Regions from separate parts of the Mus musculus genome. Here region 2 is linked to region 1. The links are chromatin loops, found by intact Hi-C in ENCODE. Cell type or tissue: left cerebral cortex. All regions are shown on one strand.

The links. Hi-C counts contacts between places; a loop is a spot of excess contacts. Peaks named below come from ENCODE experiments on the same cell type or tissue, not always from the same donor. Only the 100,000 strongest peaks of a DNase experiment are listed, where the experiment ranks them.
Region 2: it touches region 1 in a loop (2.3-fold over the local background); 4 of 42 quality-filtered maps call a loop at or near these places.

What each region holds. Positions count from the first base shown.
Region 1 is chr10:116,315,595-116,323,594 of GRCm38, forward strand. It overlaps Ptprb (protein tyrosine phosphatase, receptor type, B), which reads left to right. Exons shown (of 32, transcript NM_029928.2): 5 at 1,772-2,035; 6 at 3,739-4,008; 7 at 6,831-7,091. Among named protein-coding and RNA genes, the nearest start is that of Ptprb, 18 kb to the left of the region's middle. In left cerebral cortex, CTCF peaks have their summits at 3,811 (motif pointing left) and 7,854; a DNase peak (open chromatin) is centred at 3,819.
Region 2 is chr10:116,094,309-116,102,308 of GRCm38, forward strand. All of the region lies in intron 2 of Ptprr (protein tyrosine phosphatase, receptor type, R), which reads left to right. Among named protein-coding and RNA genes, the nearest start is that of Taf7l2, 16 kb to the right of the region's middle. In left cerebral cortex, no CTCF peak of the experiment used is centred here; a DNase peak (open chromatin) is centred at 4,355.

The DNA of each region.
Region 1 (8,000 bases):
CCCAAGCCCCCTTCCTCTCCCTCTTAAGTAGGCATTTGCTATCTTTGTGAGCACCCGGAGTGAGTTTTGGAGTGCTTTTCTTAGGGCTGTATGGAGACATGTTCTTGTATGACAGTCATTTCTAAAACCCTCTACCCATGAAAACATGACATGGGACCCAGTTGCTCAGCCTAACCGAAACTGAAAAAGAAAAAAAATTGGTGCTACTTATTAAAGAACTGTTCATTCGCTGATTCATCCAGCCAATTCTTCCTGAGTGTTAGGTAGATGCCAAGGTTAGTACCAAGATAAACAATGTCAGAGCCCTGGAGGAACTTACATTCAAATGCTCCTAATTTATATAATGTGTTGAGCGTCTCATTGTGAGTTATCTAATTTTATAGTAAGCTGTAATGCCTTTGAAGTTGTTCTAGTGGGGAGAGTATCTGGAACTATAGGAGGTTGAGGAGAGAGTTATTGGAGACCACGAACGCACGCCCATATCTTTTGTGACACACTTCAAAAATGTGTAGATGTTCCTAAGAAAAATGCACAAGATATCCTAAGAACTGTTTGTGAAGAAGCTGAGGCAGGATGGTCACAAGTTTGAGGACAGACTTGATTATGTAGCAAGTTCTCGGCCATCCTGGATGAGAAAGAGAGAGACAGAGACGAAAGAAAGAAAGAAAGAAAGAAAGAAAGAAAGAGAGAGAGAGAGAGAGAGAGAGAGAGAGAGAAAGAAAGGAAGGAAGGAAGGAAGGAAGGAAGGAAGGAAGGAAGGAAGGAAGGAAGGAAGAGAAAGAGACAGAGAAACAAAGGCAGACACAGACACAAAGAGATATTCAGAGAGAGACAGAGAGAGAGAGAGACACAGAGAGAGAAAGGCAGAGAGAGAGAGAGAGAGAGAACAAATTACCCTTCTGAGAATCCTGTGCAAAATCACCATGCTATATACTGTCTTGTAGTGAAACTGTATTAATTTGTATTATGTCCTCAGGCATAGTTACAGCATGTGTAAGAGGTAGGAAAAATATTCATCAAACTATCTCTTCTCATGACTTTCCCTTTGATGAACGAGTAACACAGCTCTTGAACTTTATCATGACTTAATATACAAAGTATTCCAATGGGTTTGGAGAGATGGCTCAACTGCTAAGAGTGCTTACTGCTCTTCCAGAGTTTAGCTGCTAGCACTGTCACTGGGCAACTCACACTTGTCTGTAACTTGAGCTTCTGTTACCAATGTCCTCTTCTACCATCTGTGTGTGCACACTTGCACATATGTGACACACTCACACACACACACACACACACACACACACGCATAACCTTTTATAAAGTATTTGAGCATATAAATGTGTACAACTACCAACTAACCAACCTATGTAGGGTAGATTTGTTTAAAGAAATAAACGTGCAGGCACACAAAGAAATTAAGTAGATGGCAAACCTCACTGTAAATTCTGTCTAAAGAATCCCAGAGCTGTAAAGGAGCACAGACAATCTTCTAGCCAAGCTTTATTTGTTAGTAAGCAAGCACGCACAGCGAGTCTGAGAGAGAACTGCCCAGTGTTCTGTGGGCAGCCCACAAGTGCCACCAGGCTGCTGACTACAAGATAGGTCTCTTGCGATGGCACTGTCTTTCTTAGATTTCCAGTAACATTTTGTCTCTCACATGATTTTCTCCTGATCGAAGACTACGTTCTGTAGACATTAAAATTTAGGTCAAAACGAGGCCATACTAAGGGAAGGAATGAAGAGTCAATTGTCTTTTCTGTTCTTTACTACTTAGCTCCCATGGAAGTCTCAAATCTGAAGGTGACAAATGACGGGAGGTTGACCTCTCTAAATGTGAAGTGGCAGAAACCCCCTGGGGATGTAGATTCCTACAGCATTACCCTGTCTCACCAAGGGACCATCAAAGAATCCAAAACATTAGCACCTCCTGTTACTGAAACTCAATTTAAGGACTTAGTCCCTGGACGGCTTTACCAAGTGACCATCAGCTGCATCTCTGGTGAGCTCTCTGCTGAGAAGTCAGCAGCGGGGAGAACAGGTGAGTTAGCTGTGGGATAGTCTCTGGTTGCCTCAATCACTTCTCAGATATGGCTCAGAATAGGGAAAAATAATGGAGAAACTGACTTCTTTTCCTACCTGAGAAGCAGGGTTTTTATGACCACGAATGCCCCTGGGATAGAGCCCACACAGAGAATAAGACAGAGGCTTTAATTACATATATTGCGTCATTTAAGCCAATGTGCTTGGATTCCTGTGTGATCTGCGGGTTGTCCCTCTTCTCTGCTCTCTCATGCCCCATGACCTAAGTATCACAAATCCACGATCACCGATGCCAGTGAAGAAAGCATTTCTGGTTCATTCTTATAATAAGGCCAACTTAGCATCTCATGGTGTTTCCCATAAGTAGTTTTATTCACTTATGTCAATGAACATTTATCTCTTTCTTTATTTGAGTAAATTGCTGTATTATGAACCTTGCGCCTTGTGAAAGTGGCTACAGTGTGCTATTGCTTTTAAGGCAAGGTTCTGCAAAGCACACCCTGTGGGCCAGCCTACTTGGTGGCTTTTTTTTTATTTCTAAAAATAAAAATAAAATCTTTCAGGGGTCATTTATGTAGTTCAATAAAGGATTATTTGCTGACTTTTGCTTAATAGATGCTACATTTTAACCAAAGATATCACACACACACACACACCTAGAATAGATGCCTTTTAAAATGCCAATGGCATTGGTAATTTCATGTATTAGGCCCTGCACAAACACTTTAAACCTATTTCATGTATTTCTTGCAAGAAAACTGTAAGCTAAGAGCTATGCGGTTAACATAGACATTGTGCAGATTAACTGGAATAATTAAATCTGGCCAGGAAAGTACTGGAACTTGAATCTAAAGGAGGTGGTTTGAGTCCAGTCTCAGTGCCATTAGAGATCTCAAGTAAGACCTATATGGGCCAAAGGGACCAAGAGCAATATTCTCTCCCAGAAGATCAGTAGAAGCTTAGGGGCAATGGCCTTGCAGGGGAATGAACTTCCTGGGAAATGGACCGGGAAAGGAGAAATGTCTGTGAGAGTGAATGGTGGGAGAGGCTCAGAGGTGCAAGTGCTCAGGAGAGGTCAGCTGACAGGACAGACCGCTGAACACACTGAAAGGGAAAGGGAAGGAGAGGCGGTGGCCATAGGGAGGCATCAAGGGGCTGAACTTGAAGAGACTCAGATGTAAGCGAAGCACTTGGGTTTTGTTTGGTCCTTTTTTGAAGAGACTCTGAGTGTGTGCACTCAAAACATGCCCAAAGCCATACGCATGAAGTTTGTTCTTTCCCATTGGAATTAAAAAATAAATGAGGATGTTTCACGATTACAACATACAATATCTTTTCAAAAGCTATCCCATTTGTCAGTCTCGCCACCATGAGATACGATGTCATTAATGATCTCCAGGACTGGCAAACAAGCAGTGGAAAACAGCAGTCGCAACGCGACGCTATGAACAGCGTGGCAAGAGACTGCATAACTTTCCCCCGTTATTGGAATGATTTTCACATGTCTTCAAAATGGGGGGGGGGGGCGGGGGAAGGGAGAGGGAGAGAACTCACCTACTCAGAAATCAGGAGGCAATACACATGTGATCAATAGCAAACACTGTGTTCTCTATATCGCTTCCCACAAAAAGCAAGCCAATATTCTTAATTTTTTGTTTTTGTTTTGTTTTCAATACCTTCTCCGCATGCCCCCTGGTTTAGTTCCAGAAAAAGTGAGGAATCTGGTTTCCTACAACGAGATTTGGATGAAGTCCTTTACAGTGAACTGGACGCCCCCTGCTGGAGATTGGGAGCATTATCGTATCGTGCTCTTCAATGAATCCTTGGTCTTGCTCAACACCACAGTGGGAAAGGAAGAAACGCACTATGCCTTGGATGGCTTGGAGCTCATACCAGGAAGACAGTATGAGATAGAAGTCATTGTTGAGAGCGGAAATCTGCGGAATTCCGAGCGCTGTCAAGGCAGGACAGGTAAATCAAACCTGATTGGCAGAACGTAATTCATTGCCTGCTACATAGAGCCACGGATGTTTTATTTCTGTACTCCCTAAAGGTGAGCTATTATAAGGCTAACAAAGTTGCAAACATTTAACTTTGTCAGTTTTGAACTCCTGATGGCTATCATTTCATGAAAGAAAAGACATTTTGAAGATTTATCTTTATGCCAGGTAATGCTGGCTCTCGGCTTTTTAATCCCAGTCGAAGAAGGCAGAGGCAGGTGAATGTCTGAGTTTGAGGGCAGCCTGGTCTACAGAGTGAGTTTCGGGGCTACACAGAGAAACCCTGCCTCAAAAAAAAAAACAAAAAAAAACCTATATATAAAAGTTTTAAACTGTGTGTTGAGGGAAGTGGCGGCAGCTGCAGCAGGGGGATGGGAGGGTGGGGCAATAATGAGCACCAGAATCCAGCAGAGGGCAGAGGATCCCATAGAGCTGACATTACAGGCACTTGTGGGATGCTCAACCTGAGTGCTGGCCTCTGAACCCAGGTCCTATGCCAGAGCAGCAAGCACTCTTAACTACCGAGCTCTCTCTCCAGCCCCAAGGAAAGACATTGTAAATGCTACTAACAACAGAAAAGATAAAATTGGAGAATAAAGACAAATCTTTCAAAGAGTGCTGATAACCGAGTTACCATTGCCTTGACCTAATATTGACTAACTTGGGAATCTCTCTTACCGGGTAGGGCGATTAGCATCCTGTTTGAATGACAGGAAAGGGTGGGTTAGGATCCATGGATTCTGATCATTTTGCTGCCCCCATTATATTGCAATTTCTTTGGCAAATCACAAACACCGGAACCTGTTGTCTCAGCTTTCAAGTATGACAGTTATCCTCCAGCGTTTCTATAGTGACCGTTGGGATGCAGAACAGACCATAATTAAAGTGAAATCGATCTCCCTGAGTCCTGCCTGATAAAGAAATGACTGCCGTGATGGTTCAATGTTCTTGTGAGAATACCAAAGAGGAGGGCTGTGATAGCCCCTTAAGGCACCACCTGTGTCTCTCAGTGACCTTTTCATCCTCCAGTACTAACGTCAAGGGGATGATGGTCAAAGTTCTAGCCAGCTTAAGCCAAGGCACTCTCAGGGCTCACAGTACACATGTCTTCCTTGTGCCCCAGTGCTTTGCCAGTCACCTTAAAACAACCTGGAAATGTAAGCTGAATGAACAGCCAGGTTCACCCTGTGATGGTTTGAGTATGCCTAGCCCAGGGAATGGCACTATTTGGGGGTGTGGCCTTGTTGGAGTAGGTGTGTCCTTGTGGGGGTGGACTTGAAGACCTTCATCCTAGCTTCTTGGTTGCCAGTATTCTGCTAGCAGCCTTCAGATGAAGACATAGAACTCTGAGCTCCTCCTACACTATGCCTGCCTAGATGCTGCCATGTTCCCACTTTGATGATAATGGACTGAACTTCTGAGCCTGCAAACCAGCCCCAGTTATTACAATGTTGTCCTTATAGGAGTTGCCTTAGTCACTGTATCCATTCACAGCAGTAAAAACCTAACTAAGACACACACCCCCAGCCTCCAACCTTGATTTTAATTTATTTCATGCTGAGTTTGCTTTCAGATTATATATTTTTTCCCCTTCGGTTTCTTTTGTGCAACTTCATCTTCTAGCTTTGAAACAATTGTTCCTTCCCGATAAGGTTCACAGCCACACTGCTGGAGGAGTCAGAAAGACGACTCTCAGCCCTGCGCGTATGTAGCAGGGCATTTTAAGTGCTTTGCTCGCCCAAGAGTCTACAGCAAAACCCTTAACTGTCTCTCAGCCTGAATTTTAAAACTTGAGGAAAGCAACTCAACACTCTTTGGTGGCCACTAGCCCAGTGCCCAGCCCCTACGTACTTGTACAGGCTATGAGGGCTCACACGGCTTCTTTAAAAATGACATCTTTCAGATTCTGGGTAATGTTTTCAGGAGAACAGGCATCAGGAGAACAGGCATTTTAATGGCCGAGGAGGTTTTGCAGATGTGCTTTGAGTGAATGCAAAAAATTAGAACGCCTTGATTTGTGTTTTATTTTTCTTTTAAATTTTCTGGGTCATTAGAGTAGCAAACAATGTCGACAGGCCACCTGGGGATCATTGTAGAACCACACTGGCAGGCGATGCATGACGTAGCTTGAGGTAGACATTGATACAAATCATCATCTTTTTTTTCCCCTTTTTAACACTGATGACAGATTCAGTGATCCATTTCCACGAAACCACAGAAAATCTCAAATCAAAATTTAATTTTATATAACCGGCTCTTTTTATAATGTGGCTTCCCACTGTTTTGTGGGGGTCAATATTTTGCTGTTAACAATGTCTTTGAGAAATTATAATGATAACGCCTTCTAAAGAAGAGGAAGAAATTGAGATTCCTTTAGGATAAGGGCTGTCCTTTCTAGGACTGTAATTATTGATCTCCAGTTGCCCCTCCTTTGTGGCACAGCAGGGTCCCCTCAGAAGTAAAGGGGGAGCATTTGGTCTTTCTAAGATTTGAGAGCAATAAATACTTCTCACCCCACTCAAAAACTCAAGCATAGTCTATTCTTTTTAGTTTTGTGGGTCACAGGAGTTTTTTCGAAATTATTTTCAAGACAATGATCCACAAGAAGAGAGGAACTCTCAGGGCTAGGGACATGGCTGGAGAGTTAAGATCACATCTAACTCCTGTAGAGCCCTGAACAGATGGAAAAAGAGAAGTTCTCTAAAAAACAAACAAACAAACAAACAAACAAACAAAACTACTAACGGTTGTGACTGAACCAGCGACCCCAAGTCTCATCTGGTTTTTTCTCAGTACCCCTGGCTGTCCTCCAGCTTCGCGTCAAACACGCTAACGAAACTTCACTGGGCATCACGTGGCGGGCCCCTCTAGGCGAATGGGAGAAATACATCATTTCGTTGATGGACAGAGAGCTCTTGGTCATCCACAAGTCACTCTCCAAAGATGCCAAAGAATTCACTTTTACAGACCTGATGCCTGGACGGAATTACAAGGCTACTGTCACTAGCATGAGTGGAGATTTAAAACAGTCATCTTCAATCAAAGGAAGAACAGGTAATGGCATTCGCAAATTTTACCTTTCACAATGGTCTATCCACAGAAATTTGCAAAGAGCCACTAAGTGCCTGCCAAGCCTATCATGTACATTCCAGGACATTATGACCCTTTCTATTGTATTTCCTATTTTGCTAAGTTTCTTCTTTTGCTTAGGTGTATTTTACTCATTGAAATATATTAGAGAGTAACTTTGACATGAAGTTCTACCTGCAAAAGAGAATGAAGAGGTGGGACACTATTGAGAACAGGGAGTGAGGTAGAAAGTATTGTTTTAAATTATTACAAAAGCAGGATATTTTATGATGATTGTAATTTCTAGAGGAAAAGGGGATAGTGACATCATCAGGAGACGGGGAAGTGTCGTTCAGTGAGGAATGTGGGATCTACAGTGCAATGAGAAAATTGGTTTTAGAAAGGAGAGTTGATAATTTAACATCAGAGTCAGCGGTGGAGCGGGGAGAGGTAGGGAGCTTGTGAGTGCCAATGCCAGCAGGGAGACGGGTGCTAGGCTGAGCCCTGCCCTTAGAATTGCTGCCTGTTTCTCAGTGATGTGAGAAGCTGTGTCCTCATCAAGACGGGCATTAGCAATGTATAAGCACTGGATAGCCCGTATTGTCTTTCCTTCCTTCTTCAACATTTTAAAATACGTATGAGTGATTGTGTATGTGCGTGTATGAGTGTGCCTGGTGCCCCTGGTGTCCAGAAGAGAATGTTCTGTCCCCAGGACTGGAGTGATGAGTTGTGAGCCACCATGTGGAAGCTAGGAAATAAACCCAGGTCCCCTGCTAAAGCAGCAAGTGTTGTGAACTGCTGAGCCATCTCTCCAGCTCTTTCATTTCTCCTTGCGAATTCTGCCTCCCCAAACTATGGTTTTGTGAAGTTGTGCGCTCTTTGACTTTTCTTCCA
Region 2 (8,000 bases), 220 kb before region 1:
CCTTTGTATATGTGTTGCCTCTGAAGCTTGCTATCATCGGCCTGATTCTGTTCTACGTCCAGCTGTTCCTTGCCTTTGTATTCTCTTGTGTCTGGGTGTACCTATGCAGTGTCCCTGTAATGCCACATTTACTCAAGTTGGTTTCTAGCTTTCTGCCTCTGGCATATTCTGCACTTAAGTGACCATCTTCCTACCCAGCCATGCAGTCTGGACTCTTGCATAGCCTCGAGGTTTCTCTCTTCTGCTCTGAAGTAGTGTCAACCGGTGATCAGTAGCAAAGAGTGATGTCATTGGTTTCATATTTCCGGGTTACTCCCTCTTTGAGTACAGATAAAGCTTGAGATAAGTAGCTATACTTAAACCATGCTAATTGTTATGCACCCTCCCTTGTAGAAACGTCAATCTAATGTAGTGATGTGGGTTGGTCTCACAGGATACCCACTTGATAGATTACTATCTTTGATGGTGTTAAAAAAAAAAAAGTCGCACTGGCACTCAGACATTTTTGTTTTATAGATGAATGCTCAAAACATGAGATTCAGCCCCCATAATCAAGACAAGACACATTACAAAGTCAAAAGCTTTCTCTTGAAATAACAAAAAAAAAAAGTTGAATTTGTGTCAGGGAAATCATTATACTCTTCTGCCAACATAGGGGTAACTTTTTTCCTTGTCAAACTAGCTGTCTAGTGCTGATGGAGGCAGCTAAGTGGCTTTAGCAACATAAAATCTAAGAAACAGAGAGATAGAGTTTATACAGTGCAGCATCTCCACCTTATAGACTAGAGACCATATCCAGGAGATAGGGAGAGTGGTCAACTTTGAAGACAAATTTGAAACCAAACAGAGTGTTCAATATGGCAGATGGTATTTCTAATGGGTTCCATCTATAGTATCCAATATGGCTCACGGTGTCCTAATTTTCTAACAGGTCTCCATCTATAGCCACCGTTCCCCTCAGTTCTCCCTTGCTATTTAAGTCTCTTCTTTATAATTGTGTTCTGGTACCACCACCCCATCAAAACTGGTGTTCAGAATTCCATGCCTTATTTGCCTTAGAAGTTTCAAATATTTTTAAAATAGATCTTTATTTCTTTAGAGAATAGTGTATTGGTAATATGCAAGAGGCATCATGTGTATGTAATCTGCTAGATGCATGTTAAACATTCACCATTTACTCAATTCAAAACCTCCAGATATATGCTACGATTGAGGTCAGAATAATAAATAAGCAGGCTCACTGAAAATGTGTGCACCATAAGTGCATGAACTGGGCTAAGAGATTAAGATAAATCCCCCTGATGAAGTAACCAAAAACCTGGAATCTGAAAACTAAATAAGAGTTAGCCAGGTAGTGGAAATGGAAGAGATCTCAAGCTGGGAAGACAGCATTGTAAGGGCTCATCTTGGCTATCAACCAATTTTTGACAGTCTGGGAAGAGGGAACTTCAGCTACGGAATGTGGCCATCAGATTAGTGTGTTGGACCTGTCTGTGGGGCATTGTTATAGAGGAGCCCAGCCTACTGTGGGCAGTATGTCATGAGGCAGGTGAGCCTCGGCTACGTGTAAAAAGGTGGCGGTGCAAACAGCGTGAGCAATCTAGTTAGCAGCACTCCATGGTTTCTGCTTCTAGTTCGTGCTTTGTCTTCTCTATATAATGTATTGTAGCATGTGAAAGAAAATATGTCCCTCCCCAGGTTGGTTCTGATCGTTGCATTTATCGCAGCAACAGAAAGTAATTTAGAACGATCCTATATTAAGGTCCTGAAGCATCAAGAAGCGTGTGCTTTCAAAGTAGGGACTAAAGGTATTAAAGGCAAATGAAAAGAGCTGAGAGAGGAAGCCCAACAATGGGAAGGGCTGGGCTGTATGGGGTGTTGCTGGCCACACTAGTGTTTTTAACTTTATTCTAAACTGATTTTAGTGTGATCCAGCAGAGGCTGGGACAGCACAACCAATGAAGTGCCAAAAAAACAAAACAAACAAACAAACAAACAAAAAAACCCTTTGAGAGTAAAAGCAGAAAGGGAAGGGAAGGGGATAGACATTGGGGAGGACTTTGTAAACAGAGACAAGATTTCATTAACCAGAATGCCCCTTACAAAATGCTAGCTGGGTTTACGGGGCTGCTGATTTAATTAAATAATTGTTCCAAAGAGAGGAAGATAAAAAGGAAACTACTTGTGCTCGCTTGACCCGTTTACATTTATGAAGAAACATCGGTTTAATTAAATTACACATTCGCTATGCTATTTGTGGGAGGAAATGTAAGGAAAATGAAAGCTAAGGTTTTTGCTTTCCTAACATGTAGTGCGACCGTTAGAACGCGTTTCTGATTGGTTCCAAGAGAACTGCCGTCGGAGTTTCACGCAGGCTCACAAAGCTACTCAGTTTCCAGTCAGTGGTGAAGGTGTACATGCGGAGCTGGTCAAGCGGTCTAACAGTGAATGCCCAACTTCCTCCTTTCTCCCTACTTAGTAGGAATTTGGGGCAGCCTCTTGCTCTGCCTGGCCACTTTCAGTTATCAGCTAAACAGTAAGAGAAGTCATGAACACTGACACCATCGCACCATATATGAATACACAGTAGTCATTGTGCATTGATTACATATTAATTACACTGTGTCATTAATTATAAATGACTACATATTAATTATGAGTAACTAGTAGCTTATCATCTTAAGTGGCAATTTATAATTTCCCCTTATGCAAATCTCTTCTAATCACAAAAATCATTCCGAAAGTGAAATATGATCGGAAGCCGGAGACTTTCTTAACTCCTTCCTGACTCTTTGACCTCCAGTTGCCCTTCGGTCTTTCAAGCTATAGAAAGTGCTTCTCAAAGGCAGCAGGGAGCAAGGACCGTACACTTTTATAGCCAACCAAATCCATTTTGGAGAGCCAAAGTGCCCTCCTTACATGGAAACGATGGAACAAGGCAGGGTACATACAACCGTGTCCTGCACTTCGAGTCCATAATCCCAAAGAGTCAGGAGACTCCAGTGGGAGGGCCTGTCTGAGACACTGAGTGGGACTCTGCCTTCAAGTAAGGACAAGAGAAAGAGGGTGGAAGCAGGCCTCTTGCCCAGCCTACATCAGGTTGTAGAATCAGTCCCCGCAACGAAAATCAAGAAATGAAAAAGCATAACATTAAACCCATTTCTGATTGAAGCTCAATTCTCTTGTCATCAAGGCAGCCCTGCAATGGGTCCCAGGCATGCTCCTTGACTGTACTGCTACTCTGAGCAGCAACTCCCTCCAATAAGAGACAGACACCAGAAAAATGTTTTCTAGTTAGAAAGGCAACTCAGTCTATAGTATGGGAAATATTACATAAAAAGTAAGAGCATGGTTTCCTCCTCAAAGATTTATTGGTAAAATAATTACCCGTAGGTTTACATAAGCAAACTGTGGGTGGATTTCTCTTCAGAACTGTTTCAAAAATATTTATGGCCTATGGTCATCACATTCTAAAGCCAATCAAGGGACTCTGGTCCCATAGTGACAGACAGTGTGCCTCAGACCGCAGTATTAAGAGAAGGCAGCATCAGTGACAGGAAGCTGGATCTCTGTTCTCTCCAATGTGTCCTGCTGACTTGGGCGTCAATAACTTCCTGACTCTCTGAGAAAGCCTGCTGATGGAGTCAAAGCCAAAATCATTGTGTGTCCTTTTCCAAATTGGAGAAAATGTCTAACTACAGCAGCTCTTGGATGAAAAATTGAATAGCAAGTAACAAGCAGGCCCAGGAAACGCCAATGTTCTTCACTGTGTTGAGTATATGCTACCTAGGGAACCTCATTAGAGATGCACACATAGTTCTTGCAGCAGTCGATTCATTGAGTCATTGACTGCTGCATGAAGGTGAGTCTGCCACTTGTCAGCTTAACTATCTGAATCAGTGCCCAGCATGGGTGAGGGATGCACTGTCTTAACCCATGCTGGGCTGGGGGTGGCGTTTAACTCTTTCAGGGTATGCAGTGATAGAATGCAGAGTCGTATGCCTTTTAGCAGTCCCCTGGTCATCTCTTCTCTCCCCTGGAAACAGTCCATCTCCAGAGCCTGTTCTTAGGCTGCTTCTTATCCCCAAGGCTGGCCTCGAACTCAGAAATCTGCCTGCCTCTGCATCCCGAGTGCTGGGATTAAAGGCGTGTACCACCATGCCCGGCTTTTGACTGCATCATCTTTACACATATAGGTCCCAAGACGTTGTCTCCAGCCTACCCGGATGGTTCATAAAAGGACCAGAACAAGGAACTTACCAGCTTTCTTCTCCCTTACCATCAGCCCACCCCGCCTGCTCCTGCGCCAGTCCTTCCAGTGTCAGTCAACAACTGAGTCACAATCCACACACTTTGCCAGCTTAAAAGCCTGGAGGAGAGCTGCAGCACTTCCTCCTCCTCACTACCACACTGGCTCCACCCCTCCATCCTGTCTACTGTCTTCCTACTCTATGCTTTACCTCTCCCCTACTTCTCCACTTGCACTCTCCTAGTGTGTCCTGGACACGGTGGTAGCACTCCTGTCCCAACCCACTTTCTCTTTCTTGACCCGCCTTCTTACCACTAAAATATCAATGGGACCCTAACTCTCCCATATTGGCTTGGATCCCTGAATGACATTGCACTGCATACAGGTCAAACCCAGGGAAGTTTCCAATCCCGTTCCTTGCTGTTCCCCTTGTGCATACTCCACTCTGTCAGATTCAGTGACTTGTATCTTTCAAAGAATTCTTACTTCTGCTGGCAATCTCTTTCCTCCAAAACACCTCAAAATTATATCTGAATATTGTACTTTTTTTTAAAAAAACTGAAGTTTGAACTGTCAGTGCAGAGCACAGAACTTGCTCCAAGAGGAATAATAAGCCATTTATTCTGAGCCTAATATTAGAGACTGTGTCCCTACACCCCAGTTTCAGGTTACCCTGAATTGTCTATACCACTGTGGAAATGTCTACATGAACTCTACCATAGAGTAGAGGTTATAGACCAATGCATGCACTGAACACACCAGCAGAGACATCAGCTAGGAGGTTATAATGAAGCGGGCACTCACTGCTTTTGAGTCTAGATGAGCAGTCTCAACCTGTGGGCCTAGACCCCTTTAATGATCGAATGACCCCTGTTACAGGAGTCACATATCAGATATACAACACAACAGATGTTTACATAAGGATTCATAACTAGCAAAATTATAGTTATAAAGTAGCAATGAAGTAATTTATGGTTGGGAGTCACACGACACGAGGAACTGTATTAAAGGGTCATAGCATTAGGAAGGTTGAGACCCACTAGACTAGATGCTCTCTGGTGGCTCTCCGAGTTGCTGCTGCTATGTTAAACTCATCTTTTTAAGAGGCTTTACCTGAAAGTCACAAGCCTCCAAGATAGTTTTGGTTCTTGATCTGCAACATTCCTACGCAGCACAGTTACAGACTTGCAATCAACTGGCCTGCAGGATATTCAACACAGCGAGAACATTCTGAGGGATCCTCAGTGTATAGAACTCCCCGGAATCCTAGGTCTTAACAGCTTTACACCTGCATTTCCACACAGCAGCACTCAGCTGCAGCTCTTGGGCAGTAAACCCTCAGACAGAACCTTGACCTTCCACTTCACAGCAGTCAAAAGCTGGCCAGCGCTATTTGCCAACATCACTTGCATATTACTGTTGACTATTGTATTTGTGGCCTCTGCCATGCAGAAGTGCAGCATAAGGAAATCCCCTGGCAATGAATCACAGAACCTCCAGCATGTATGAGAGCTGCAACAGCCTGGATTAATGATATGTCAGTGAACAAGACGTCCTGCCCCATTCTGAACTGTCCCAGGAACAGCTATTAAGAGGAGCAGATTTGGTGGGATATGGTTGCATTTCTTTTAAGTCTTAGAGGAGGAATCTAAAGTTCAGGAAGGGAATTTGTTCCCGAATGTGTATGTTAAAACTGAACAGCGGTAAGTGCGGAGAGTCGGCCCCAGGCTTTAACATAATTCGGGTGCTCCAAAAAGCAGCCCCAGTTTAAGTAGCAAGCTCTACACTGGCAAACTTCCCAACTTTAAGAAAGGCTAAGCTACATATGCAACTAGAGACACAAGTCTAGGGGGCAGGGGATACTGGTTAGTTAATATTGTTGATCCTCTTAGCAGAGGATGGACTAGTCTGCCATCAATGGGAGGAGAGGCCCTTGGACTTGCAAAGATCATATGCCCCAGTATAGGGGAATGCCAGGCCAGGAAGCAGGAGTGGGTGGGTTGGGGAGCAGGGCGGGAGGAGGGTATAGGGAACTTTCAGGATAGCATTTGAAATGTAAATAAAGAAAATACCTTATTAAAAATATTTTTTTAAAAAAAGAAAGGCTAAGCTATGTATGATCAATACACAGCAGGAGAGTCAGTGGCTATAAAAGTGTCTAGAAGTGAGGAAGGCTCTCTTAGGAACTGAGAAAGCTTCATGTGCCAACGTGCAGGCATCCTAAATGGCAGGCCTAACAGGACATCTTGCCTTTTGTCCTCCTGGGCTTCAGAGCACCAGCCAAAGAGAAAATGGTGACCTGCTCACAGTCTGCTCTGTTTTACAGCGTTTGTCAAAGCAGAACGCTTCACACTGAAGGAAGCCAGGCACTTCACAGCTGCTGAGAGACACTGGGACCCATGAGCTGTGATTATGCCTTCTCCACCTGCAGGCTCAGCGAATCCCCTTGCACTTGCCTTGGCTGCCCTGGTCCTTGCTTTCTGAAAGTAACAAAATGAGGTTTTTGAAGAGCTTAATTGGCTTCCTGCTTTACCATTGGCTGATGACTAACTGTGACTATTACTAAATTAAAAGTATAGGGTTCACAATAGCAAAACAATGTCTTCTGAGGAATTGCCAATAAAATGCTTTTAACCTTGCTCCTTCCACCAAATTCACAAATAAAAGGGCACACTTAATACACACAATAGTCTTTGCTTATAACCCAATGAGGTTTAAAGTGTGGGGTCCTTGGTAAAGGTCTTTAGCCACTGAAGTCATCCATGAACTCGAAGATGTTATATAACCTCTCTACTTCAGCTTTTTTGTCTATGAAGTAGCGGTGATAATGGTACCTTCTTCATGTGGGTCGCTGTGATTATTTAAAGAGCTAGCAGAAGTCTCTAAAGTAACTGGCAGTAGATTATCTACTCTCAGCATCAGATATGTCTCTGATAAGCAATACCATCCAATGGTGAGCAACATGAAAAAAGTCCTCCACCTTCATGGAGTCTGGACTAGTGTCTGGATGTGAGTACCTCATAAATACTTCCCTTGAACTGTTCCAAGTCTGTCATTTAAATGTGCAGTGCAAACTAAGGACCCTTATGGGCAACCTCCATGTTTTCTCTGGCAAAGACTATATCCCTGTCCGAGAGCATCCTCTGGCAGCAGCACGGTGCTGGCAGCCTCAGCACTTAAGGCATCAAGTGGCAGACCCTGAGGTGATGTCCATGGCCTACAGTTCAGGAGATGCTGAGAAGATCTGGGGGAGACCGATGCTGGTCACAGATATCCTTTGCCTTTCTATGTATACTGATGACAAGACTTGTGGTATCTTTTAGACTCTAAACTGTGGTTGTGGGATGACATTCTAAAGCAGAAACTATGAGCTGATTATACTATTTTTCCTGTCTAAGAGGAGCATTTCAGAGGGAGGTCTTCCTCAGACTAGGTCCTGGATACTGCTGTGAGCAGAACCCCTTTGGACATGGTGCTCATGAGTGGACAGTATTTATTTTGTAAGCTACTGGAAATTTAGAAGAATTGGCTAGGCAATACAACCTCCCCTAACTATACATCACACACAGGTACAAGTGTATCTCCCACATCAGCTTTCCTCGGGCCTGACACTGCCCCAGAGTGTGTTTTGGGCTTGGTTTTGTATCATCTGTGACTCTGTGGGTGAATACTGATTTGCTGTCCCCTAGGAAGAAAATATGAATATGAGCAGTGAGCGTAGACCTGAACTCCAGCTCCCCTACTCCTTAAT